Linked DNA regions of Homo sapiens: region 1 is linked to region 2. Evidence: chromatin loops called from intact Hi-C (ENCODE). Cell type or tissue: ovary. All regions are shown on one strand. Each heading gives the region's core, and the rest is flanking DNA. Links, peaks and the distances in the headings are about the cores only.

Region 1 (12,214 bases), core at 1,290-9,289, 61 kb before region 2:
GACCTGCAACATCGGCGTGGCCCAGGAGCTTGTTTCAAAGCCCCACACCCTCAGACCTGCAGAATCAGAGGCAAGGCCCAAGAGTCTATGTTTTAACGGGCCTCCATGGTGACTCTGACCGACACTCAAGGTTGAGAACCACTGGGATGCAGAATACTGGGATGGGGACAGGATACCATGACCATTTTAGAGTGGGCAGTAAGCTAGGTGTGGTGGCTAACACCTATAATCCCAGCACTTTGGGAGGCCGAGGCGGGAGGATCGGTTGAGCCCAGGAGTTCAAGACCTGCCTGGGCAACATAGTGAGACCTATCTCTACAAAAAAAAAAAATACAAAAATTAGCCAGGCATGGTGGTGTGTGCCTGTAGTCCCAGCTACTTGGGAGGCTGAAGCATGAGAATTGCTTGAACCTGGGAGGTGGAGGTTGCAGTGAGCTGAGATCATGCCACTGCACTCCAGCCCGGGCAACACAGCGAGACTCTTTGTCTCAAAAAAAAAAAAAGAGTGGGCGGTCAAGGAAGGCCTCACTAAGGAGGTGATCTGACAAAGGAGCAAGCTAGAGAAAAGCACAGTTCCCAGCCAGAGGGAACAGGAAGTGCAAAGTGGCTGCAGGGTGGTGAGGGGACACCCAGGAGCTGAGGCAGGAGGAGGAAGAGGCTGGGGAGGGCATGCTGGCTCTTTGGATTTTGTTCTAAGAACAGGGGAAACCATTAGAGGGTCTTCACCTGGAGGCTGGCATAGCTTGGTTTACCTGTAAGAAGAGACCCCCCGGCTGCCCTGGGGAGACTGGGATGTGCAGAGGGGAGGCAGGGAGACGAGCAAGGAGGCTGCTGTGCTTCCCAGGGAGGTACCAGGTAGCTCAGACCAGTGGGAAGTGGAGTTAGGCAAGAAGCAGGAGGCCTCCCAAGGGGCGGTGATCAGCCAGGCTGCTTTTCCTTCAGGTTCCTTTAGCAAATTTGTGAATGTGATATCAGCCAGGACGGCCATTGGCCACGACCGGAAAGGGCAGCTGGTGCTCTTTCATGCAGACGGCCAAACGGAGCAGCGTGGGTGAGTCCTGGGAGCTGAGGCCCCCCGGCCGGGGCTCAGTCCTGCTAGGAGGAACGTTGACCCAATGACAGCCACCCTCTGACTCTACCTGCTTTCTGGGATGTTGACACCTATCTGTCCCCCCTCCCAGGGCCCCCTCACCTTCCCACAGGATGAGGGTTCTGAGATCTTTGCCGATTCCAAGAACTCATCATCTTCAGCTTTAGGCCTCACCTTTCCTGAACCCTAGATAGGATACAAGGAAATGGTCACAAAGTGAGCAGGGAGAAGATCTTGGTTCCAATCCCAGCTTAGCCATCGATGACTTGTCTACCCACCTATGCCGTAGACAAGTCCCTCGGCCTCCCTGAGCCTCATTTCTAGCCCCTGTAAAGAGAGTGTTTTGGTTTGCTCTGGTTGCATAACCAGCACAAATTTAGCAACACTCAGCAGGGAATGTTCTTTTGTTTGTTTGTTTCTTTGAGACAGGGTCTTACTCCGTCGCCCAGGCCAGAGTGCAGTGGTGCAATCTCAGCTCACTGCAACCTCTACCTCTCAGGTTCAGGTGATCCTCCCACCTTAGCCTCCCAGGTAACTGGGATTACGGGCACCCGCCACCACACCCAGCTAATTTTTGTATTTTTAGTAGAGATGGGGTTTCATCATGTTGGCCAGGCTGGTCTCGAACTCCTGACCTCAGGTGATCCATCTACCTCGGCCTTCCAAAGTGCTGGAATTAACAGGCGTGAGTCACCGCACCTGGCTAATTTTTGTATTTTTAGTAGACACAGGGTTTCATCATGTTGGCCAGGCTGGTCAACTTGGAATGTTCTATGTTCAGGGTGTCCCATGGACAAAACCAAGATGCTGGTTAGGCAGGGCTCTTCTCTTATCTGGAAAGAATCCTCTTGTTTAGGTTGTTGGAAGAATCCCCGTCGCCTCCTCAGTTGTGACTGAGGTCTTGGTTTCCCTGCTGGCCGCCATCTGGGGCCTCAGCTCCTTCAAGCTGCCCAGGTTCCTTCCCATGTGTGTCCTCTCCCCCAGTTGTCCGGCCACCCTCTCATCCCCCTCGTATTTCAAATCTCACTTCCTATTCTGTCACCAGCCAGAGAAGGCTCTCTGTGTTGAACACTCCTGTGATTCCAGTGGCTGCACCCAGATCCTCCGGGCCGTTTCCCCTCCCTTAAGGATTCCTATGCCATGTAACAGCACAGGCATGGGTGTGATCTCACGTGTTCACAGCTTCCGGGGGCTAGGATGAGACATGCTTGGGGGCGGGGGCCACTTAGAAATGTGCCTGCACTGTGGGCGTGATGCTCTGCACTGTGGAAGGAAAAGGAGTTAAATGAGAAATGATGGTGGGCGCTGAGCCTGAGCAGCGCCGCTTTGTGCCGCAGCATCAACCTGTGGGAAATGGCGGAGTTCCTGCTGAAACAGGACGTGGTCAACGCCATCAACCTGGATGGGGGTGGCTCTGCCACCTTTGTGCTCAACGGGACCTTGGCCAGTTACCCGTCAGATCACTGGTAAGCACGTGAGAGCCGCCTTCGTGAGGGCTGAAGTCCAGGTCTGCCCCAGCCTGTCTCATTCAGCCAATATTGAGTGCCTGCTATGTGCCAGGCCCCGGGGGTTCAAGAGAGCAGAAATTGCTGCAGTCCCTCCCCCAGGATGCCAGTACTACCCAGGCCTAGGAGCAGGGTCAGTTGGTCAGCAAAGACCTCCCTGAGGATGACAGAATAAGAACTGAGATCTGAAGGAGGTGGTAGCTGGGTGGGGGTGGGAGAGCCTTCCGGGCAGAGGGCACCACATGTGAAAGGCCCAGGGCTGGGAGGGATTGTAGGGAGCGGAGGAACCTATAAAAGACTGGAGAGGGCTGGGCACAGGGGCTCACGCCTGGAATCCCAGTGCTTTGGGAGGCCGAGGTGGGAGGTTCGCTTGGGCCCAGGAGTTTAAGACCAGTGTGGGCAACATAGACCCTGTCTTTATGAAAAAATAAAAAAAAATTAGGCAGGCGTGATGGTGCACACCTTACGGTTACAGCTGCTCAGGAGGCTCGGGTGGAAGGATCGCAATACCTCATCTCAAAAATAGATAGACGCCATCTTGTAGGTAGGTAGGTAGACAGGTGAGAATGGAGAGAGGGGTGGTTGGGGGCAGCCTGGAGGGAGTTGAGGGGCCGTCTGGGGGTGTCCTCTCCTCACACATCACATCCCTCTACAGCCAGGACAACATGTGGCGCTGTCCCCGCCAAGTGTCCACCGTGGTGTGTGTGCACGAACCCCGCTGCCAGCCGCCTGACTGCCACGGCCACGGGACCTGCGTGGACGGGCACTGCCAATGCACCGGGCACTTCTGGCGGGGTCCCGGCTGTGATGAGCTGGACTGTGGCCCCTCTAACTGCAGCCAGCACGGACTGTGCACGGAGAGTGAGTGGGGGTTCTGGGGAGGGGGCTCTGCCCAGCCCTGCCTTGCCCTAGGCCCTCACCTGGCCTCCCCGGTCTTGTCTCGGCAGCCGGCTGCCGCTGTGATGCCGGATGGACCGGGTCCAACTGCAGTGAAGGTAGGAGCTGCCACGCCACTAGCGGATGGGGAGACGGTGGCCCCCGGCAGCCCCCACTGCTCCTCTGCTGCTTCTGTCTCCACCTTCTGGTCTGGGAAATGCTTGCCTCTTGTCTTCTGCCCCGGCCTCACCTGCACATCACTGTGTGACTCCCCTGTGGCTGCTGCGGCCCGTTCCACAAAGGGCTCGGCTAAAACAAGGGTCCCCGGGCTCTGGCTCCAGGGCCCACCTCAAATCCAGCACGGTCTTATCTTGAGATCCTAACTGCAGTGCCTCTGTAGAGATTCTGCTTCCAAATAAGGTCACGTTCAGGGGCTAGTCCAGGGAGGGCAGGGGGTGCTTCACCTTTAGCCCGGCTCTGTACACATGGGCAGGGGCAGGTATCCTGTCCTGTCGAGAAAGGCTCTGACACTGGAGGCCCCAACCTTTCTCCTCCCTCCTCCCTCCTCCCATCTCCTTTCCATAGAGTGTCCCCTTGGCTGGCATGGGCCGGGCTGCCAGAGGCCTTGTAAGTGTGAGCACCATTGTCCCTGTGACCCCAAGACTGGCAACTGCAGCGTCTCCAGAGGTACCTATCCCTCCAAGGGGAGGGGTATGGGCAGACGCTCCTGCTCCGGCCCCTTCAGCCTGTCTCTGGTATGTTACAGTAAAGCAGTGTCTCCAGCCACCTGAAGCCACCCTGAGGGCGGGAGAACTCTCCTTTTTCACCAGGTAGGTGCTTCTGTGGGAGCTGGGGCCAGGGCGGGAGGAATCCCCCTTCTCTCCCGCACCCTTCCCCTGTGAGGTCCATCTCTGCCCTTGTCCCCTGCCAGCTCCCTGCCTTAGAGGAAGCGGGACCAGCTCTCCCCACTGTCTGCTTTGGGGACCCTGGAGCAGAGCCCAGGGCCTTCGAGTGCCCAGCCTCTGTTGTCAGCATCCCCCACTGGAGCTCAGAATGCAAACTGGGCTAGATGAGATCCCAGGGTGGGGGCAGGAGGTTTCCTCATTCTGTCACCCAGGCAGAAGTGCTGTAGTACAGTCAGCTCACTGCGATCCTCCCGCCTCAGCCTCCCAAGTAGCTAGGACGACAGGCACGTGCCCCCATGCCCGGCTAATTTTATTTCTTACTGTTTTTTAGAGATAGGATCTCACTATTTTGCACAGACGAGGTGCACAGTCCTGGGCTCAAGTGATCCTCCCACCTTGGCCTCCCAGCCCCCATGCCCAGCATCCAGCTGTGTTTTATTTGGCTTACATAATTTTTAAAAAGTTAAAATATATCAGCAGCATCTAAAAATCAGTAACATTCACATTTTTTTAAACTTTTTTTTTTGAGACGGGGTCTCACTCTGTTGCCTAGGCTGGAGTGCAGTGGTGCGATCTCAGCTCACCACAACCTCCGCCTCCTGGGTTCAGGCAATTCTCCTGCCTCAGTCTCCTGAGTAGCTGGGATTACAGGTGCCCGGCTAATTTTCATATTTTTAGTAGAGACAGGATTTCGCCATGTTGGCCAGGCTGGTCTTGAACTCCTGACCTCAAGTGATACGCCCGCCTAAGCCTCACAAAGTGCTGGGATTGCAGGCATGAGCACCACGCCCAGCCTTAAAAACCTTTTTAATGGCTTCTCTTAAAATATCAGGCCAGGCGTGGTGGCTCACGCCTGTAATCCTAGCACTTTGGGAGGCCGAGGCAGGTGGATCACTTGAGGTCAGGAGTTCAAGACCAGCCTGGCCAACATGGTGAAACCTGGTCTCTACTGAAAATACGAAAATTAGCCAGGCGTGGTGATTCGAGCCTGTAGTCCCAGCTACTCGGGAGTCCAAGGCAGGGGAATCGTTTGAAGCCAGGAGGCGGAGATTGCAGTGAGCTGAGATCATGCCACTGCACTCCAGCCTGGATGACAGGGCGAGACTCTGTCTCAAAAAAAAAAAAAAAAAATCAGGAGATGGGGCAGCACGGACCTGCATTGTACGTCATGACTGCCTCTGCTGTTCCCTGCACATGTCTTAAATGTTGCCCCATCCCCACCTAGTCCATTTTGCTCATAACATTCCCTGTGTGGTCCCTGGAGGCACCTGATTTAGTGCTATCTATGCCGGGTAGAGGGAAGCCCCTCCAGTGCTACCCAAGCCCTGAGCCCACCCAGCAGTCCCCCACTTGGGGCTTCTCTCCTGTCTGCAGGACCGCCTGGCTAGCCCTCACCCTGGCGCTGGCCTTCCTCCTGCTGATCAGCACTGCAGCAAACCTGTCCTTGCTCCTGTCCAGAGCAGAGAGGAACCGGCGCCTGCATGGGGACTATGCATACCACCCGCTGCAGGAGATGAACGGGGAGCCTCTGGCCGCAGAGAAGGAGCAGCCAGGGGGCGCCCACAACCCCTTCAAGGACTGAAGCCTCAAGCTGCCCGGGGTGGCACGTCGCGAAAGCTTGTTTCCCCACGGTCTGGCTTCTGCAGGGGAAATTTCAAGGCCACTGGCGTGGACCATCTGGGTGTCCTCAGCCCCTGTGGGGCAGCCAAGTTCCTGATAGCACTTGTGCCTCAGCCCCTCACCTGGCCACCTGCCAGGGCACCTGCAACCCTAGCAATACCATGCTCGCTGGAGAGGCTCAGCTGCCTGCTTCTGGCCTGCCTGTGTCTGCTGCCGAGAAGCCCGTGCCCCCGGGAGGGCTGCCGCACTGCCAAAGAGTCTCCCTCCTCCTGGGGAAGGGGCTGCCAACGAACCAGACTCAGTGACCACGTCATGACAGAACAGCACATCCTGGCCAGCACCCCTGGCTGGAGTGGGTTAAAGGGACGAGTCTGCCTTCCTGGCTGTGACACGGGACCCCTTTTCTACAGACCTCATCACTGGATTTGCCAACTAGAATTCGATTTCCTGTCATAGGAAGCTCCTTGGAAGAAGGGATGGGGGGATGAGATCATGTTTACAGACCTGTTTTGTCATCCTGCTGCCAAGAAGTTTTTTAATCACTTGAATAAATTGATATAATAAAAGGAGCCACCAGGTGGTGTGTGGATTCTGAATCATGGACTTAGGTCACTGCTAGGGCTTAGCAGGTGTGGCTTATCCTGAAACAGAAGTCACAACGGCATCCTGGAGCCAAGTCCTGTTCCCTGCTTGTTTAATCCAGTGCTTATCAAACTTTAATATGCCACAGGTCACGAGGAGATCTTGTTAAAATGCAGATTTGGGCCTGGGGTGAGGCCAGCAATTCTGCGTTTCCAACAAGCTCTCTGACGATGCTGATGCTTCAGGTCCCCAGACCACACTTCTTGTCTTTCTTAGAAACAGGGTCTCGCTCTGTTGCCCTGGCTGGAGTGCAATGGCACGATCTCGGCTCACTGCAATTTTGACCTCCTGGGCTCAAGTGATTCTCCCACCTCAGTCTCTCAAGTAGCTGGGACTATAGGCACATGCCACCATGCCCAGCTAATTTTTAAAATTTTTTTTGCAGAGAAGGGGTGTCACTGAGTTGCCCAGGCTGGTCTCAAGCTCCTGGCCTCAAGTCAACCTCCTGCCATGGCCTCCCAAAGTGCTGAGATTACAGGTTCGAGCCACTGCGCCTGGCCCCTGACCATAATTTGAATGACCAGGGCTTAGTTTTTCCTCACAGTATTTTTATAGAATTTAAATTAGTTACCCATGTTTAAAAGTCAAGAGATTTTAAAATAAATAAGGGCGGGGGTGCAGTGGCTCACGCCTGTAATCCCAGCACTTTGGGAGGCTGAGGTGGGCGGATCACCTGAGGTCAGGAGTTCGAGACTAGCCTGGCCAACATGGCAAAACCCCGTCTCTACTAAAAATACAAAACAGGCATGGTGGTGGGAGCCTGTAATCCAGTTACTCAGGAGGCTGAGGCAGGAGAATCGCTTGAACCCGGAAGGTGGAGGTTGCAGTGAACTGAGATCGCACCGCTGCACTCCAGCCTGGGCAACAGAGCAAGACTCCATCTCAAAAAGTCCAGAGATTGACAAAAATTCCAGCTTGCTGGTTTCTCTTTAAAGATCTGGCAGCCCTGGTGGGCGCCTGCACAAGTCACCAGGCCAGCTCAGATTCAGGGAGAAGGGAAACGGGCTCTGCCTCTTAAAAAGGAGCTGCAAAGTCAGGCGCCTTAGAGTCATTCAGGTGTATTCCTAAGAGCAGTTCCCAAGCCTGGCTGCAGATCCTGGAATCTACAGGGATCACTCTCAGTCTGACGCCACGGCCACGATGATGGCCATGATGACCATCCTGAAATGACCCTTGGCCTGAGAACCATGACCTCTGAGGGGACATCTCTGTTGTGCTGGCGGCTAAGTTGGAAAAGTGACAGTCCTGTGCACTGGAATCCAGGCCCAGAGGCAGCAGTACCTGAAGAGGGCCTGTCACAGCAAAGTTAGAGGGGTCCCAGGTCAGGTGACTCAAACATGCCAAGCGGTGTGAGTCCTGTGGCCCCTGGAATTTTTTTTTTTTTTTTTTTTGAGACAGTCTCATTTTGTTCCCCAGGCTGGAGTGCAATGGTGCAACCTCGGCTCACTGCAACCTCTGCCTCCCGGGTTCAAGCGTTTCTCATGCCTCAACCTCCCAAGTAGCTGGGATTTCAGGCATGCACCACCATGCCTGGCTAATTTTTGTATTTTTAGTAGAGGCGGGGTTTCACTATGTTGGCCAGGCTGGTCTCGAACCCTTGGCCTAAAGTGATCCACCCGCCTGGGCCTCCCAAAGTGCTGGGATTACAGGTATGAGCTGCCGCACCCAGCCTGTAATTTCTTTTTAATTTGTCATTGTGTTATTGATTTTCTTTGCCTGCCCGACATCCAGTCTCTCTTCTAGCAACAGCCCTGTCTTAGGCTAGGATTCCCCAGATGCAGAAACTAAGACAAGGAGGTGAGAGCAAGTACTTTATTGGGGAGGCGGCCCCAGGAAGCACTGGTAGAGGACAGGGAGGGAAGGCAGCCTGTGCAGAGTGCAGGAGTGAGCAAGTCTATACTGTAGGCAACAGGGGCTCAATCCTGCTGGGGGCCTCTGGGACAGTTGGTAGAACAGGTCTTGGTTGCACCACACAAGGGCGAGGAAGCTGGGGTATTTATCAGCCAACACCCATTCATCATTGGTTGAGGGCCGCTCCTGGGGGTTGACTCCCTGGCAGTGCCAGTCTGCCCTACCCAGAGACCGAATGTGCCCTGGCAACCACAGGGAGCTGTGGGAAAGTTGCAACATCTTGTGACCTGAAGCCTTCCATGGTAATGAGAGTGCCCGGGGAGGTGGCCACTTCTGCCTCCTGCTCCACGTCCTATCTAAGGTCTGCCGTCCAAAATCTAAATGCCTGAGCCCCAAAATGTGCCTCTCCTGTAACAGTACAAGTGTCACACGTTTTGGGTTGCCGGAGACCCCAAAACCCAGGAGCCCTGGCTGTGAGCCTCTAGCGTGTTGCTATCAGGGTAGTACCTCTCCCCCATTCTCCATCCAGGTGGTTTGGGTGGCACTGTCTTCTCACCCCAAGTTGCAGGTGGGCCTGAGAGATTGGTCCAGAGTTAGGCACCTGCCCCGGGTCAGCCCGTCAGAGCCCATCGTGGAACTTCTGCTGCAGCTGGAAGAAGAAACTCTCTCTGCTGGGACTGTCTAACTTCCAAGGTTAGACACAAGGAGGGCCACAAGGTGGGCCAAGGTGGGCCACAAGGAGGAGGAACGGAAACCAACTCTTCTCCAGTGTGGAGAAGACCTGATCAGAACCAAGAGATGGAGCGGGTGAGCCAGTGTGGAAAACGACTAGACTGAGGGTGTTGGGGTGGGGGTGGGGGGACATGATTTGAATGCCTGGATCCAGCTATACCTGAAGCCAGCCAGATCATTCTTGGACTTCCGAATTACATGAACCCATAAATTCCCATTTTTTGCTTGAGGCAATTTGTATTGGGTTTTGGGGTCTCCGGCAACCCAAACGTGTGACACTTGTATTGTTACAGGAGAGGCACATTTTGGGACTCAGGCATTTAGATTTTGGACGGCAGACCTTAGATAGGACATGGAGCAGGAGGCAGAAGTGTCTGAGATTCCAGTACCAACCTATGGTGCTGGTGGGGACACAAATATACAAGAGCTAAAGTCATCAAACTGCAGGCAAGCCGGCTGGGGATTCATGTGCTCCGATCCCAGCAGCATAAGGGTCCCCTCCCCCACCCACAGTAGTGACTCAAGACCCCCAGGCACAGGCACGGTGGTCTTGGACTGCACACTGAAGTCTCTGCAGCTCAACTGGGAACCCTGAGAGTTCCACATGCTGGGCCATCGCCATGGTGACACGTCTCAGCTTCTGGGGTGCTCTGCACAGAACTTTAGTATTCGGAAAGACCCCAGAAAGGTTCCCATCCTGGCGTCAATGGGTGGGCTTTCAAGGACTCTTTGGGGCCCCAAAACAAATGAAATTCGTGTGTGTGTCCTGAGTTCTCATGGGATTCTCCAAGCAGTCTGTGTCCGGAAAAAAAAAAAAATCCTGGCTTAGAGGTTTCAAATTGTGCTTTTTGCCAGCTTGGGCAACATGGCCCCGCCGCTACAAAAAAATACAAGAATTAGGCATGGTGGCGCACACCTGTGGTTCCAGCTACTTGGGGCTGAGGTGGGAGGGTCGCTTGAGCCCGGCAGGTTGAGGCTACAGTGAACCATGATCATGCCACCGCACTCCAGCCTGGGTGACAGAGTGAGACCCTGTCTCAAAAAAAAATGTGACTTTTGGGGATCCGCATTCCTCCAAAATGCCTTGTTGGGGGCTGGGCACTAAGGGAGGCAGGGAAGTGAGAGGGAGAAGTTGGTAGCCACAGCCTCTGACATCCCTGGAGGCCCTGGGCTCCCTTCCTCCCAGGCCCTACCCCAGCTCCCACTGCAGCTGCTTGCGTCCAACCTGGCTCCGCAGAGGTCCCAGGGGTCTGTGCCCCAAGAACTGATCCCAGAGGCAGCCTCTGGGCCACAGGGAGCCCTGGGCATGTTTTGCTCGCTCTGGGTCCAGGCCCCAGGAGGCCTCCAAGGAAAGCGCTGTGGCTGAGACAGGCATCAGCAGGGCCCCACAGCTCAGGCCTGATCCCAGCTCCCGCCCACCCTCCGGAGCTCCATCTTCCCCCACAGGGCTGTTCTTTCTCGATACCCGCCGCACCCACGAGTCAGCTGGCTGTTCCTTTGAAACCCGCCACCCACAGTTCCAGAGAAATCCACGGAAGAGTCACCGCCCATGAACACACGCAAGTGCAAGCCGCCTCCTCTCCCCTGACGAGCTGTGCTGGGCAGGGCTGGGGAGCAGAAGCTGGGTGGACAGATGGCCCTCGTGCCATCACACAAAACACCACACCTGCTCTGCTCTCACAAATGACAACCCCAGCCACCAGCTCCAAAACGACGAAGGCTTTTCAGAGTCCCAGGATCTGTGTGGCAGCCAGCTCCACTCTCCGTGCCCCAAGAGAGCTCACGGGAAGGACAGGTGGCACCCTGGACAGGGTTCATCACAACCTTCTGACGTCAGGACTGTGGCTGTTTTGGGATGCAGCTCTCCAGGACACCAGGTCTGGCACTTTGGTAAAACCCCAGGGGGAGGGCAGGGCAGCCCAGGAGAGATGGGCACCAGGGATTTTCATATCTGTTTAATGCAGATATAACTGTGTATCTGGTTAGCTATTGTATGCATACATAATAAGTTGAGTAGCATGCCCCAAAATTCATGTCCATCCGGAACCTTAAAATGTGACCTCGCTTGGAAGTAAGATCTTTGCAGGTGGAATTAGTTAAGGATCTCAAGACGTTATACTGGACTTAGGATGGGTCCTAAATCCAATGACTGGCATCCCTACAAGAAGAGGAGACACAGAGAGAGAGGAAGGCCATATGATGATGGAGGCAGAGACTGGAGTGATGCAACCACAAGCCACGAGGTGCCACTAGACACTGGAAGAGGCAAGGAAGGGTCCTCCCCTACAGCCTTCAGAAGGAGCAGGGCCCTACCTCCATGGTGATTCCGGACTTCCAGCCTCCAGAACATTCCTGTTGTTGTTGTTGCTGTTGTTGTTGTTTTGAGACGGAGTCTCACTCTGTCACCCAGGCTGGAGTGCAGTGACATAATCTTGGCTCACTGCAAGCTCCGCCTCCCGGGTTCACGGCATTCTCCTGCCTCAGCCTCCCGAGTAGCTAGGACTACAGGCGCCCGCCACCATGCCCGGCTAATTTTTTGTATTTTTTAGTAGAGACGGGGTTTCACCATGTTAGCCAGATGGTCTCAATCTCCTGACCTTGTGATCCACCCGCCTCGGCCTCCCAAAGTGCTGGGATTACAGGCGTGAGCCACTGCGCCTGGCCTATTTCTGCTTTATATATAAAAATTGTGATCCTCCCTCACACGGCCCAATAACCAATCTTGAGAACCTTAACTAATTACACCTGCAAAAACCTTATTTCCAAATGAGGTCACATTCTAAGGTTCTAGGTGGACATGAATTTGGGGACATGCTATCCAATCCATTACATATGTATACAATATATATGATACACAATTATACCTGCATTAAACAGATATGCAGCCCCTTGGGGGTGATATCACTCCGGTTGCAAATGCTCTAAAGCAAGGGTGTCCAATCTTTTGGCTTCCCTGGACCACATTGGAACAAGAAGAATTGTCTTGGGCCACA
Region 2 (12,214 bases), core at 1,920-9,919:
TTAACAAGTTCCCTAACCCATGGCTGCAACAGGACCAAAGTCAGCTAGTTCTTTTTTTTTTTTTTTTTTGGCTCTGTCACCAGGCTGGAGTGCAGTGGTGCAATCTCGGCTCTGTATCCTCCACCTCCCGGTTCAAGCGATTCTCCTGCCTCAGCCCCCCGCGTAGCTGGGACTACAGGCACATACCGTCACGCCCAGCTAATTTTTGTATTTTTAGTAGAGACGGGGTTTCACCATGTTGGCCAGGCTGGTCTCAAAGTCCTGACCTCGTGATCCACCCGCCTCGGCCTCCCAAAGTGCTGGGATTACAGGCACGAGCCACCGCACCCAGCCAGGTCTAGTTCTTACTGGTTCCTACTTCTGCACACTTGGATGTACTTTTGGGCTGGGAAGCCGTGTCCCCTCCACATGAGGACTCACCCTCAGAATGACTGGCCTCTCCGGCACTGGGAGAACGACAGCCCGTGCCACCCATGTGTGCACAAACCCACTGCAGAGTCTCACTCACGTGTCAGGAGCGGGGCCCAGGGACTCCTAGGATCAGCTGGTTCCCCTGATGGCTCCGGGAGGGCGGATGACTTAGCGAGGCCAGCCTAGAGCAGCTTGACATTTACATGGTATGTCAGGATTTTGCGCAGAGGGGAAACACTATTTTAAATTTTCCAAGTGTCTCAGGAATGCCTCCAGACCTCCAACGTCTCTGCTTCCTGGCCCCTGATGACGCTGCCAGCCACTTTCTAACTTGCACTGGGGTCCCATTAAGCTAGTTCACTTCTTTGAGAGACAAGTTCTGCCCCATTGGCCTTTGCATAGGCTAAACCCTGCTTAACATCCCCCACCTCCCCACTCCCTGCTTCCCCGCAACTCTCAGCCTGGCTGGCTCAAATGACCCTCCTATGGCCTCCAGTGGGTCCTTCTTTGTGTTCCTACAATGCCCTGTTTTTCCCCATGATGAATGGTTCTACATGGCATTTGTCTGTCACCCCCTCCCCCAATAGACTATGCTGAGGGCTCGATAAGGGCAGGAACCACATCAAAAGAACCAGATGGGCCAGGTGCAGTGGCTCACGCCTGTGATCCCAACACTTTGAGAGGCAGTCAGTTCACTTGAGCCCAGCAGTTCAAGACCAGCCTGGGCAACATGGTAAAAACCCTTCTATACAAAAGATACAAACATTAGCCTAGCATGGTTGTGTGTGCCTGTAGTCCCAGCTACTTGGGAGGCTGAGGTGGGACAATCGCTTGAGCCTGCAAGGTTGAGGCTGCAGTGAGCTGTGATCGTGCCGCTGCACCCCAGCCTGGGTGACAACCTGAGACCAGTCTCAAAAAAAAAAAAAAAAGGAAAGAAAAAGAACCAGACAAGACAGACACAGTCTTTTCTTCCTGGAGCTTCCCTTAATGAAAAATACCCATATAAACAAGTAAACAAGGAAACAAATGAACAGAATAACAATGCATTTCAAAAAGTACCAGATCAGGCCGGTCACAGTAGCTCACACCTGTAATCTCAGCACTTTGGGAGGCCAAGGTGGGTGGATCACCTGAGGTCAGGAGTTCAAGACCAGCCTGACCAATGTGGTGAAACCCCATCTCTGCTAAAAATGCAAAACTTAGCCGAGCATGGTGGCAGGCACCTGTAATCCCGTCTACTTGGGAAGCTAAGGCAGGAAAATCGCTTGAACCTGGGAGGCGGAGGTTGCCATGCGCGAGATGGCACCATTGCATTCCAGCCTGGGCAACAGAGGAAGACTCTGTCTCAAAAAAAAAAAAGAAAGTACTAGATCAGTGCACATTTGAGCCTCTGACATTGGAGAAAAAAAGAAGTGCTAGGAATCCACCTCGCACAGCCTTCGGCACACAGCAAAAACTCAAAAAATATTTGTGGAATGCACACATGCATGAATGCATAAATAAATGCACACAGAAATGAATGCACGAGGGCCTTACACTTATTTCAGGGCCCTCGGAAATCAGAAGACAACTATGCAGGGCAGTGGATCACCTCTGTTCTCCCAGCGCAAATCAGAGCAGCATTCAAGGTAGAAAACATTGCTTGCCTTAATCTGTTAGCAACAGGATCAGATGACAGGCTCCAGGGAGCTAATTTAAACTCATTTAAATAAGGCCCCGGCCGCTTTGTTAAAACTACCTCCGTAACAGCGAATCCAACTGTAACTGCTTTTGGCCTAAGCCACAATAATTTACCTTCACAGGCTGCTTCTTATTAATAACGCATTGGCTAAATTACAAGCTGTTTAACAATACAACAAGGCCAGGTCTTTAAATATTTTAACATGTAATTGCTGAAGGACAGAACCTTACCTCCGTAACCCTTCCTCCACAGGAAAAGCCTTTTGCTTAGGAAGTTCTACTCCAAGCCATCTTCCTTATTTAGGTTTGCAAAACAGAGATGACCTGACGCTACTGGGCTTTGGAGCCCCACAGGAACACCTGGGCAGTGGCTGGACAAAAGGGGACCAGGTCATTCCTAAAGCCACAGTACTGCTGCTGGTGCACAAATGTTTATGGAAAGTCAAGGCCAGGTACAGTGGCTCACATCTGTGATCCCAGCACTTTGGGAGACCACAGGAGGATGGCTTGAGCCCAGGAATTTCGGACTAGCATGGGCAACATAGGGAGAGCTCACCTCTACAAAAATATTTTTTAAAATTAGCCAGGTGCGGCCGGGCGCCGTGGCCCACGCCTGTAACCCTAACACTTTGGGAGGCCAGGGCAGGCGGATCACCTGAGGTCGGGAGTTCGAGACCAGCCTGACCAATATGGAGAAACCCCGTCTGTGCTAAAAATACAAAATTAGCCTGGCGTGGTGGTGCATGCCTGTAATCCCAGCTACTCGGGAGGCTGAGGTAGAAGAATTGCTTGAACCCGGGAGGCAGAGGTTTCAGTGAGCCGAGATTGCGCCACTGCACTCCAGCCTGGGCAACAAGAGCGAAACTTCGTCTCAAAAAAAAAATTAGCCAGGCGTGGTGGTGAACACCTGTGGTCTCAGCTATTTAGAAGGCTGAGGTGGGAGAATCACTTGACCTCCAGGAGGTCAAGGCTGCAGTGAGCCATGATTGCACCACTGCACTCCAGCTTGAGTAACAGAGCAAGCCCCTGTCTCAAAAAAGAAATATAATAAAATAAAATAGAGAGGGAGAAAGGGAAGGGAAGGAGAGGGGAGGGGAAGGGAGGGGAAGGGGGAGGGGGGGAGGGGAGAGGTGAAGGAAGGAAAGAAGGAAAGGAAGGAAGGAAGGAGGCCAGGTGTGGTCACGCCTGTAATCACAGCACTTTGGGAGGCCGAGGTAGGTGGATCACCTGAGGTCAGGAGTTCAAGTGACCTCAGGGTCACTTGAGGTCAGGAGTTGGAGACCAGCCTGGCCAACATGGTGAAACCCCATCTCTATTAAAAATACAAAAATCAGCCAGGCATGGTGGCGGGCACCTGTAATCCCAGCTACTCAGGAGGCTGAGGTGGGAGAATCGCTTGACCCTGGGAGGTGGAAGTTTCAATGAGCCAAGATTGCACCACTGCACTCTAGTCTGGGCGACAGAGCAACACTCTGTCAAAAAAAAAAAAAAAAAAAAAAAAAAAAAACGAAAGAAAGAAAAGTCAGAGCCAGAATCCGGAAAGTCTGGCTGTGAGCTCTGGCTGTGGGGTCAGATTCCCTGAGTTCAAATCCCAGCTGTGAAATGTAACCCCTAAAATAGATATGTTGAAGTCCTAAGCCCTGGTACCTGTAAATGTGACCTCATTTGGAGAACAGGTCTTTACAAGTAATCAAGTTGAAGCGAGGCCATTGGAGTGTCCTTATAAATCCAATATGACTGGTGTCCTTATAAAAAAACGGAAATCTGGACACAGTGAGTCATTATGTGAGGACTGGAGTTCTGCTGTCCCAAGTCAAGGAACTGTCCGAGGCTGGGAGAGAGGCCAGGAGCAGATCCCCTTCTAGAGCCTCCAGAGGGAGTGTGGGCCTGCCCACACCTTGAATTCAGGCTTCTGGCCTCCAGAACAGTGAGGCAATGAACTTATGTTGTTCTAAGTCACCCGGTTTGTGGCTCTGTGGGACCATAAACACTGGTCACTGAGGGACAGTCTCCTGGACCTTGCTGAGCCTCAATTTCCTCTTCTGCTACAGATCAGGCTGCTATAATGGACCTGCCTCTGAGCTGGCCTAAAGGGCTGGCCACAGGTAGCGCTGAATAAACACTCCCGGGCTTGGCCGGTGTGCCAGGGGCCAGGGCCTGCAGGCTTGGGCTGTATTCTCCCTTGCAGGGTCCCGAAGGGGTAAAGGCATCCTGATGGTAACTGCCTCCGCTGGGACCATGCACTTGGCCCAGACGCCAGCTCAGTAACTTCAGATCCTCCATCCAGCTCTGAAAAATGGTAGAGCTCATAGTTGGGGTGTAAATTGAGGGGCCGAACTGCCTGAAGTTGAGTCCCCACCTGCTACATGTTTGCTTTGGAGCCCTGGATAAGCCTCTCCTTAGTCTCCTCCTCTGTCGAATGGGCTGCCCACAGAACTCATCTCATGGGGTGGCTATGAGGAATTAATAAGTGAATAGACTCAGAGCAGTGTCTGGGGCTGGGCACGGTGGCTCACGCCTGTAATCCCAGCATTTTGGGAGGCTAAGTCGGGTGATTACCTGAGGTCAGGAGTTCCAGACCAGCCTTGCCAACATAATGAAACCCTGTCTCTACTAAAAATACAAAAATTTAGCTGGGCATGGTGGCGGGCACTTGTACTCCCAGCTACTCAGGAGGCTGAGGCAGGAGAATCACTTGAACCCGGGAGGTGAATGTTGCAGTGAGCCGAGACCATGCCACTGCACTCCAGCCTGGGTGACAGAGCAAGACTCCATCTCAAAAAAAAAAAAAAAAAAAAAAAAGAGGCCGGGCGCGGTGGGTCACGCCTGTAATCCCAGCACTTTGGGAGGCAGAGGAGGGCGGATTATGAGGTCAGGAGATTGACACCATCCTGGCTAACACAGTGAAACCCCGTCTCTACTAAAAAATAGAAAAAATTAGCCAGGCATGGTGGCGGAACTTCAGTGCTGTGTATGAGTTTGTTAAATATTTTTAACATTTTTAACATTTTTTTTAATTTTATTTTTTGAGGCAGGGTCTCACTCTGTTGCCCAGGGTGGACTGCAGTAGCAACATCACAGCTCACTGCAGCCTCAATCTCCTGGGCTCAAGTGATCCTCCTGCCTCAGTTTCCCAAGTAGCTGGGACTGCAGGTGTAAACCATCACACCCAGCTAATTGTTTTATTTTTGGTAGAGATGGGGACTCCCTATGTTGCCCAGGCTGGTCTCAAACTCCTCAGCTCAAGCAGTCCTCCTGCTTCGGCCTCCTAAAGTGCTGGGATTACATGCGTGAGCCACCACAACTGGCCTTAAATAAAATTTAAAATAGAATCTTCAAAAACCCATTGAATAACCGGTACCATTCACAATAGAGATTTCTTTTTTTTTTTTTTTTTTTTTTTTTTTTTGAGATGGAGTCTTGCTCTTTTGCCCAGGCTGGAGTGCAGTGGTGCTATCTCGGCTCAGTGCAAGCTCCGCCTCCCGGTTTCACACCATTCTCCTGCCTCAGCCTCCCGAGTAGCTGGGACTACAGGCGCCCGCCACCACACCCGGCTAATTTTTTGTATTTTTAGTAGAGACGCGGTTTCACCGTGTTAGCCAGGATGGTCTCGATCTCCTGACCTCGTGATCCGCCCGCCTCGGCCTCCTAAAGTGCTGGGATTACAGGCGTGAGCCACCGCGCCTGGCCAACAACAGAGATTTATTTGGAAAGAATATGTTCATACAAAAACTTGTGCATAAATATTTATAGCAGCACTATTTATAATAGTCCCCCCAAACTGAAAACAACTTAAATATCCATCAACTAATGAATGATAAAGAAAATGTGGTCTATTCATACACAGTGAAGTATTTATTTAGCCATAAAAACAAGGCAGAATCTATACATGCTAAGATGTGGATGAACCTTAAAAATATTGTACCCTCAGGTGTCTTCTTATCACCAGACACATTCAAGATGTATACGTTAAAGACATATAGCTTTTTATGTGTCAATCACACCTGAATGAGGTAGTTTTAAAAATATATATTATAGTGGCTGGGCACAGTGGCTCACACCTGTAATCCTAGCACTTTGGGAGTCCAAAGTGGGCAGATCACCTGGGGCCAGGAGTTCGAGACCAGCCTGACCAACACGGTGAAACCCCATGTCTACTAAAAATACAAACATTAGCCGGGCGTGGTGGTGCCCATCTGTAATCCCAGCTACTCAGGAGGGTGAGACAGGAGAATCTCTTCAGCCTGGGAGACAAAGGTTGCAGTGAGCCAACATCAGGCCACTGCACCCCAGCTTGGGTGACAGTGAGACCCCGTATCGAAAAAAGAAGAAGAGGTGGGGCACAGTGGCTCACGCCTGTAATCCCAGCATTTTGGGAGGCCGAAGCAGGAAGATCACCTGAGGTCGGGAGTGAAGAAGAAGAATTGGGGAATGTGCTGAGGCCTCGAGCAGAGAGAGAGCCTGTGGGTCTGGTTCTTTTTTTTTTGAGATAGGGTCACACTCTGTCACCCAGGCTGGAGTGCAATGGAGCGAACTCGGCTCCCTGCAACCTGTCTCCCAGGTTCAAGCGATTCTCCTGCCTCAGCCTCCCGACTAGCTGGGATTACAAGCATGCACCACCACACTTAGGTAATTTTGTATTTTTAGGGAAGACGGGGTTTCTCCATGTTGGTCAGGATGGTCTTGATCTCCAAACCTCATGATCCACCTGCCTCGGCCTCCCAAAGTGCTGGGATTACAGGTGTGAGCCACCATGCCCGGCCCTGGTTCTTTACCACCCACTTGAGAAAAGAGACAAATAACCTAGACTCGACTCACAATGGACTGGGCAGAGCATGGCCTTCGGGACTCAGGCGACCTGAGCCACATGGCCTTTGTGTCCTCTATGCAAGGACCTCCACAAAGACACCACCACCCCACACACCTTCTGGGACCCGGGCATTCAAAGGACTGACGGACCCTCTCCAACACTGGATACTCCAGCTGCCTCCATTGTCTTAATTGTTTTTCTCTGTTTACCAAGATAATAAAAGCTCATTGTTTTGAACCCAATGATACGGAATGCTATCAAGAAAGAAAGGAAGGCTGAGCGCAGTGGCTCATGCCTATAATCCCAGCCCTTTGGGAGGCCAGGGTGGGAGGATCACTTGAGCCCAGGAGTTCAAGACCAGGCTGGGCAACATAGTGAGACCTCATTTCTATAAAAGTATTTATAAATTTTTATATAGTAGAATTTAAAAACTAGCCGGGTATGGTGGTGCATGCTTGTACTCCCAGCTAAGGCTGTACTCTGGAGACTAAGGCAGGAGGATGGCTTGAGCCCAGGAGTTCAAGGCTGCAGTGAGCCATGATTGCATCACTGCACTCCAACCTCAGCAACAGGGCGAGACTCTGTCTCAAAAAGAAAGAAAAAAGGGAGCAAAAGCCTGGGCCCAGTGGCTCGCGCCTCTAATCCCAGCACTTTGGGAGGCCAAGGCGGGCGGAACACTTGAGGTCAGGAGTTCAAGACCAGTCTGGCCAGCATGGTGAAACCCCGTCTCTACTAAAAATACAAAAATTAGTCAAGTGTGGTAGCACATGCCTGTAATCTCAGCTACTCAGGGGGCTGAAGCAAGAGAATCACTTGAACCCAGAAGGCGGAGGTTGCAGTCAGCCAAGATCATGCCACTGCACTCCAACCTAGATGACAAAGCGAGCGAGACTCCATCTTAAAAAAAAAATAGTTGGGAGGAGGAAAGATACCCTAGAATCCTTCTCTTTAGAAGCAAAATTCGTGGGAAGGGATTTGGAGAGAAATCTCTGTTTATTTGACTAGATAAATTTTTTAAGTGAGAGTATTAATTTTTAAAAATGTTTAAAGCCAGGTCTAGAAAGGTTACCTCAAAGCACAATTTTGTAATCAATTACTCAAGCCCAATTTCAGTCATTTGTGTCATTGTCAGTGGAGTTTTGAAGAAGCTAGGAGCATTTTGATTCTGAAGTCAGTTTTGTTAAACAGAAAAACTGAAAGGCCAGCTTTTCTGGTCACTCGGATGCAGTGAAAATAGCTGAGTTCATCTGAAACTTCCCCGGCATCTGACCCAATCTGAGGGCAAGTGTTTAACTGCGAAACAAAGACGAACATTAAGCATAGAAAACCCCTTTTGTGCTTCCACAGTGTGCAAGTTACGTTGAGTTATGCAGCTATTTTGGGGACAATAATGTTTTGTAAACAGTCGGCAAAGTGGCTTTGTTGGCAGTGTTGCTGTGGCTTGGGACCATTTCACAGACAAGGACTGTATGGAAGATAGAATGACAGGGTTGTGGCAGTCCCTCTGGAAAATACAAATGACTTAAATTAACGCAGGTACAGATAAGGAAGTTTTTTTTTTTTTTTTTTTTTTGAGACAGAGTTTCACTCTTCCCCCAGGCTGGAGTGCAATGGCACGATCTCGGCTCCCTGCAACCTCCGCCTCCCGGGTTTAAGCGATTCTCCTCTCTCAGCCTCCCGAATAGCTGGGATTACAGGTGCTTGCCACCATACCCAGCTAATTCTTGTATTTTTAGTAGAGACAAGGTTTTACCATGTTGGCCAAGCTCGTCTCGAACTCCTGACCTGAGGTGGTCCGCCCGCCTTAGCCTCCCAAAGTGTTGGGATTACAGGCATGATCCACCATACCTGGCCACAGATAATATAGATTTGAAAGCCTTTTTTTCACTCTACCCACAGGTGTCAGTACCTAGAGACTCAACAGCGAAGGGAGTAAATGGAGCCGTGCCTTCATTTGTGGAACCTGAAGCTTACAAAATATGTTTAACATACCCAATACAGGCAATGCGAGTACATTACTAGTGCTATTCATATAGTTTTTCTGTTGTTTTTGTTTTCTTTTCTTTTTTTCTTTTTCTTTTTTTTTTTTTTTTTGAGACAGAGTCTCGCTCTGTTGCCCAGGCTCGAGTGCAGGACTGTGTGTCCAGTCCTGTCTTATTCTATGAATAAGCACCCAGCCCCCATTTTCTTGATTTGTGAAATGGGGATGACTGTATGCCTATATGCGCCTCATAAGGTTGTCATGAAGATGAAAAGTGATTGTGTGTGTGTGTGTCTGTTTGCCTCGCACAGGGCCCAGTCCTACCAAGTGACAATAAGTGGTCGATAAACATAAATAATCACCCTTAGTTTAAGGCTCTGGCAGCTCACATGTTCTAAGACCCAAGCACTTGTTCATTCATTCATAAGAAGAGAGAAACTGTCCCCACCCTTCTCTGACAGTCCAAGGACCCATGGTTCTCTGCCATGAATCTGAGACACATTAACTATAGGATGGAAAACCATCTACTGCATGTGCTTAATAAATTCCAACTTAATTTGTCACGTTTAGGGTTCTGAAAATATTTACAATCATTGCACTTGAAAATAAGCCATGCCCATGAATATAGCACTTAAGGCTATATGAATAGGGGCCGGATGCAGTGAGTCACCCCTGTAATCCCAGCACTTTGGGAGGCCGAGGCTAGTGGATCACTTGAGGTCAGCAGTTCGAGACCAGCGTGGCCAACGTGATGAAACCCCGTCTATACTGAAAATACAAAAATTACCTGGGCATGGTGGTGTGCATCTGTAATCTCAGCTACTCAGGGGGCTGAGGCACGAGAATGGCTTGAACCTGGGAGGCAGAGGTTGCAGTGAGCCAAGATGGCACCACTGCACTCCAGTCTGGGCAACAGAGTGAGACTCAGTCTGGAAAAAGTAAAAGAAAATGGGGCTCAGAAAAGTTCAGCAACTTTGTTGTTGTTGTTGTTGCTGTTGTTGTTGTTGAGACGGAGTCTCGCTCTGTCACCCATGCTGGAGTGTTGCGGCGCAATCTCGGCTCTCTGCAACGTCTGCCTCCTGGGTTCAAGAGATTCTCCTGCTTCAGCCTCCCGAGTAGATGGGACTACAGGTGCGCGCCACCACGCCCGGCTAATTTTTCTTGTATTTTTAGTTGAGTTGGGGTTTCACCGTGTTACACGGGATTGTCTTGATCTCCTGACCTTGTGATCCACCCACCTCGGCCTCCCAAAGCGCTGGGATTACAGGTGTGAGCCACTGCACCCGGCTTAAGTTCAGCAACTTTCTAAAAACATACAACCAGAGCATGGCAGAGCACAGCAGAACCCTAAAGCATCTGAATTCACGTCCCTGGATCTCTTCACCATCCCCTGGTGTTCCACTCCCATTACGCAGAAGCAAAGTCACTCAGGCACTTGCAAAAACAGTAACGATCATAGCTGGATCTCAGTGAGCATTTGATCTGCGTCAGCCCCGTACCAGGAGCTTTATACACATTGACTCATTTAATCCACAGCATGACACCAGGATTTGGAAGCCAGGAGATTCCCATTGGTGATGGGGAGTGGAGGCTCATGGAGGTGAAGTGACTTGCCCCACAGTCACTCAGCTCGTCAATTGGGGAGCTAGAATATGACCCTAAGCCAGTTCCTGCCTCTTTGCTGTCCTAGAACCATCTGCCTGTAACAGCACAAGGTATGTGGATGATTTTGGTGATGCTTTTAAATCCTCTGTGTGACAATAAACATATACGCATGTAGATTCATAGAATAAGACAGGACTGGACACACAGGCACACACAGCCACCAAGAGATATGAAAGTCCCTGGATAGAAGGCTGGGGTTAAGCAGTCAGTGCTGGGGTGGGACAGATGGGGGTGGATGCTAATGTTTCTTACACTTTCAATACATTAATTTACAAGACTTCGGTGTAATAACAGCGACAGCATATTTTGTGAGCTCCTACTGTGTGCCCGGCACACAGCAAGGAGCACCAAGAACTATCTCATTTACTCCTCCCCGCAACCTTGTAGCATTGTCCCCATGTTACTGAGCAGGGAAGTGAAGTGCTCAGAGGCAGAGGGATGCAGCCAAGAAGGAATTCCACATCCACCTATGTCCAGCTTCTGCCCCCAGGGTGAAAAGACCAGTGATCCTGGGGGCCAAGGATCTGGCAGCCAATTCTAGGCCTCCAACTGACTTGCTGCACAACACAGAGTACATCACAAAGCAAACCTACCCACTCATTCTCTCTCTCGTCCCAGTGTCAGCTTCCTTAAAGGGGAGGGAAGGGGGTCTGTGAGCAGAAGGAGGGCTCTGTGGTCAAATGTGAGGTTCTAGAGTCTCCTTTGTGGGGATCTCAGCCCCGACTCCACCTCTGCGTAGATACAGAACTTAGTGTCATCCCTTCACCTGTCAAAGCCTCAGTTTCATGGAGGTTACATGGGAAAATAACAGCTATCGGGAATTGGAAGAAACATCATCTGTTAAGACAGTGCTGTAAACATTCAATAAACAGCTGTTGTCATTATCACCACCATTCCATTTATCACTGTGATATGCCATTATATGAAATGACAGCAGTGGCTTGGCCCCTGATACCTTTGTTTTCTATCAGGAGAGTCTAAAGTAAGGGAGCAGGTCAGCTTCAACAAGGAGAAGGAAGAAAGACTTTGTGTTTTGGTCACTGGGCCGAGGATAGGATGGTTGGACAGAGAGGTCACTGGATAGAAGTTAAACCCACCAGGTCAGCTGAGTAACTCACTAATTCCTTCTGATCTGGGAGTCTAAGGAGCTCCGTCTTCCTACCGCCATAGCTGATCTCAAGCCCCTCCAACTGTCACATGGGGGCCCAAGAATCAGGAGTCACTCACCGCCATGACCAGCTCAAACGGGTACTTGTAGACTCGGACAGGAGACTGGTATCTTTGCACCATGTTCACGCTGGAGCACCAATGGAGGTCACCAGGCAGGGGTGTGCACAGAGCCTGGGGCGAGGAGTGACTGGTGAGGTTGCAGCTCCCACCTCGGGAAGCAGGGACACCACCCACCAAGTGTAAGGGGCAGCCCCTGGCCCCACCCACACAGCTCCCCAGCCTTCAAATTGAGAAGGCTGATATTCCCCCCAAATTACTCCAGGCCAAGCCCCAACAGCTTCCCTGTCATTAGCCATGGCCCCAGACCACGCTCAGCCTTCCAAGAGCAGTCAGCACCCCCAAACTTTCCTCTACCCCCACCCCTTCACACTGAGGGCCCCCAGAAGCCTTACGGCCACCCACACAGACACACACACATTTGCAATTCTTACACTCCC

Evidence for each region. A loop is a pair of places that touch in the nucleus more often than their neighbours do. Peaks named below come from ENCODE experiments on the same cell type or tissue, not always from the same donor. Only the 100,000 strongest peaks of a DNase experiment are listed, where the experiment ranks them.
Region 1: a loop joins it to region 2, with 5 times the contacts of the local background. A loop is called at or near these places in 24 of 110 quality-filtered maps.

The regions. Positions count from the first base shown.
Region 1 is chr16:5,019,222-5,031,435 of GRCh38, reverse strand. NAGPA (N-acetylglucosamine-1-phosphodiester alpha-N-acetylglucosaminidase) reads left to right here. Exons shown (of 10, transcript NM_016256.4): 4 at 943-1,051; 5 at 2,428-2,556; 6 at 3,251-3,456; 7 at 3,543-3,590; 8 at 4,057-4,158; 9 at 4,238-4,301; 10 at 5,751-6,592. The coding sequence ends at 5,958. Among named protein-coding and RNA genes, the nearest start is that of NAGPA-AS1, 8.4 kb to the left of the region's middle. RefSeq lists an enhancer at 1,790-2,989 and a silencer at 5,734-6,028. In ovary, for the core only: no CTCF peak of the experiment used is centred there; DNase peaks (open chromatin) are centred at 3,338 and 6,020.
Region 2 is chr16:4,958,947-4,971,160 of GRCh38, reverse strand. It overlaps SEC14L5 (SEC14 like lipid binding 5), which reads right to left. Exons shown (of 16, transcript NM_014692.2): 2 at 11,775-11,888. The coding sequence starts at 11,837. Among named protein-coding and RNA genes, the nearest start is that of SEC14L5, 6.7 kb to the right of the region's middle. RefSeq lists a silencer at 759-1,053 and an enhancer at 1,154-1,653. In ovary, for the core only: no CTCF peak of the experiment used is centred there; no DNase peak of the experiment used is centred there.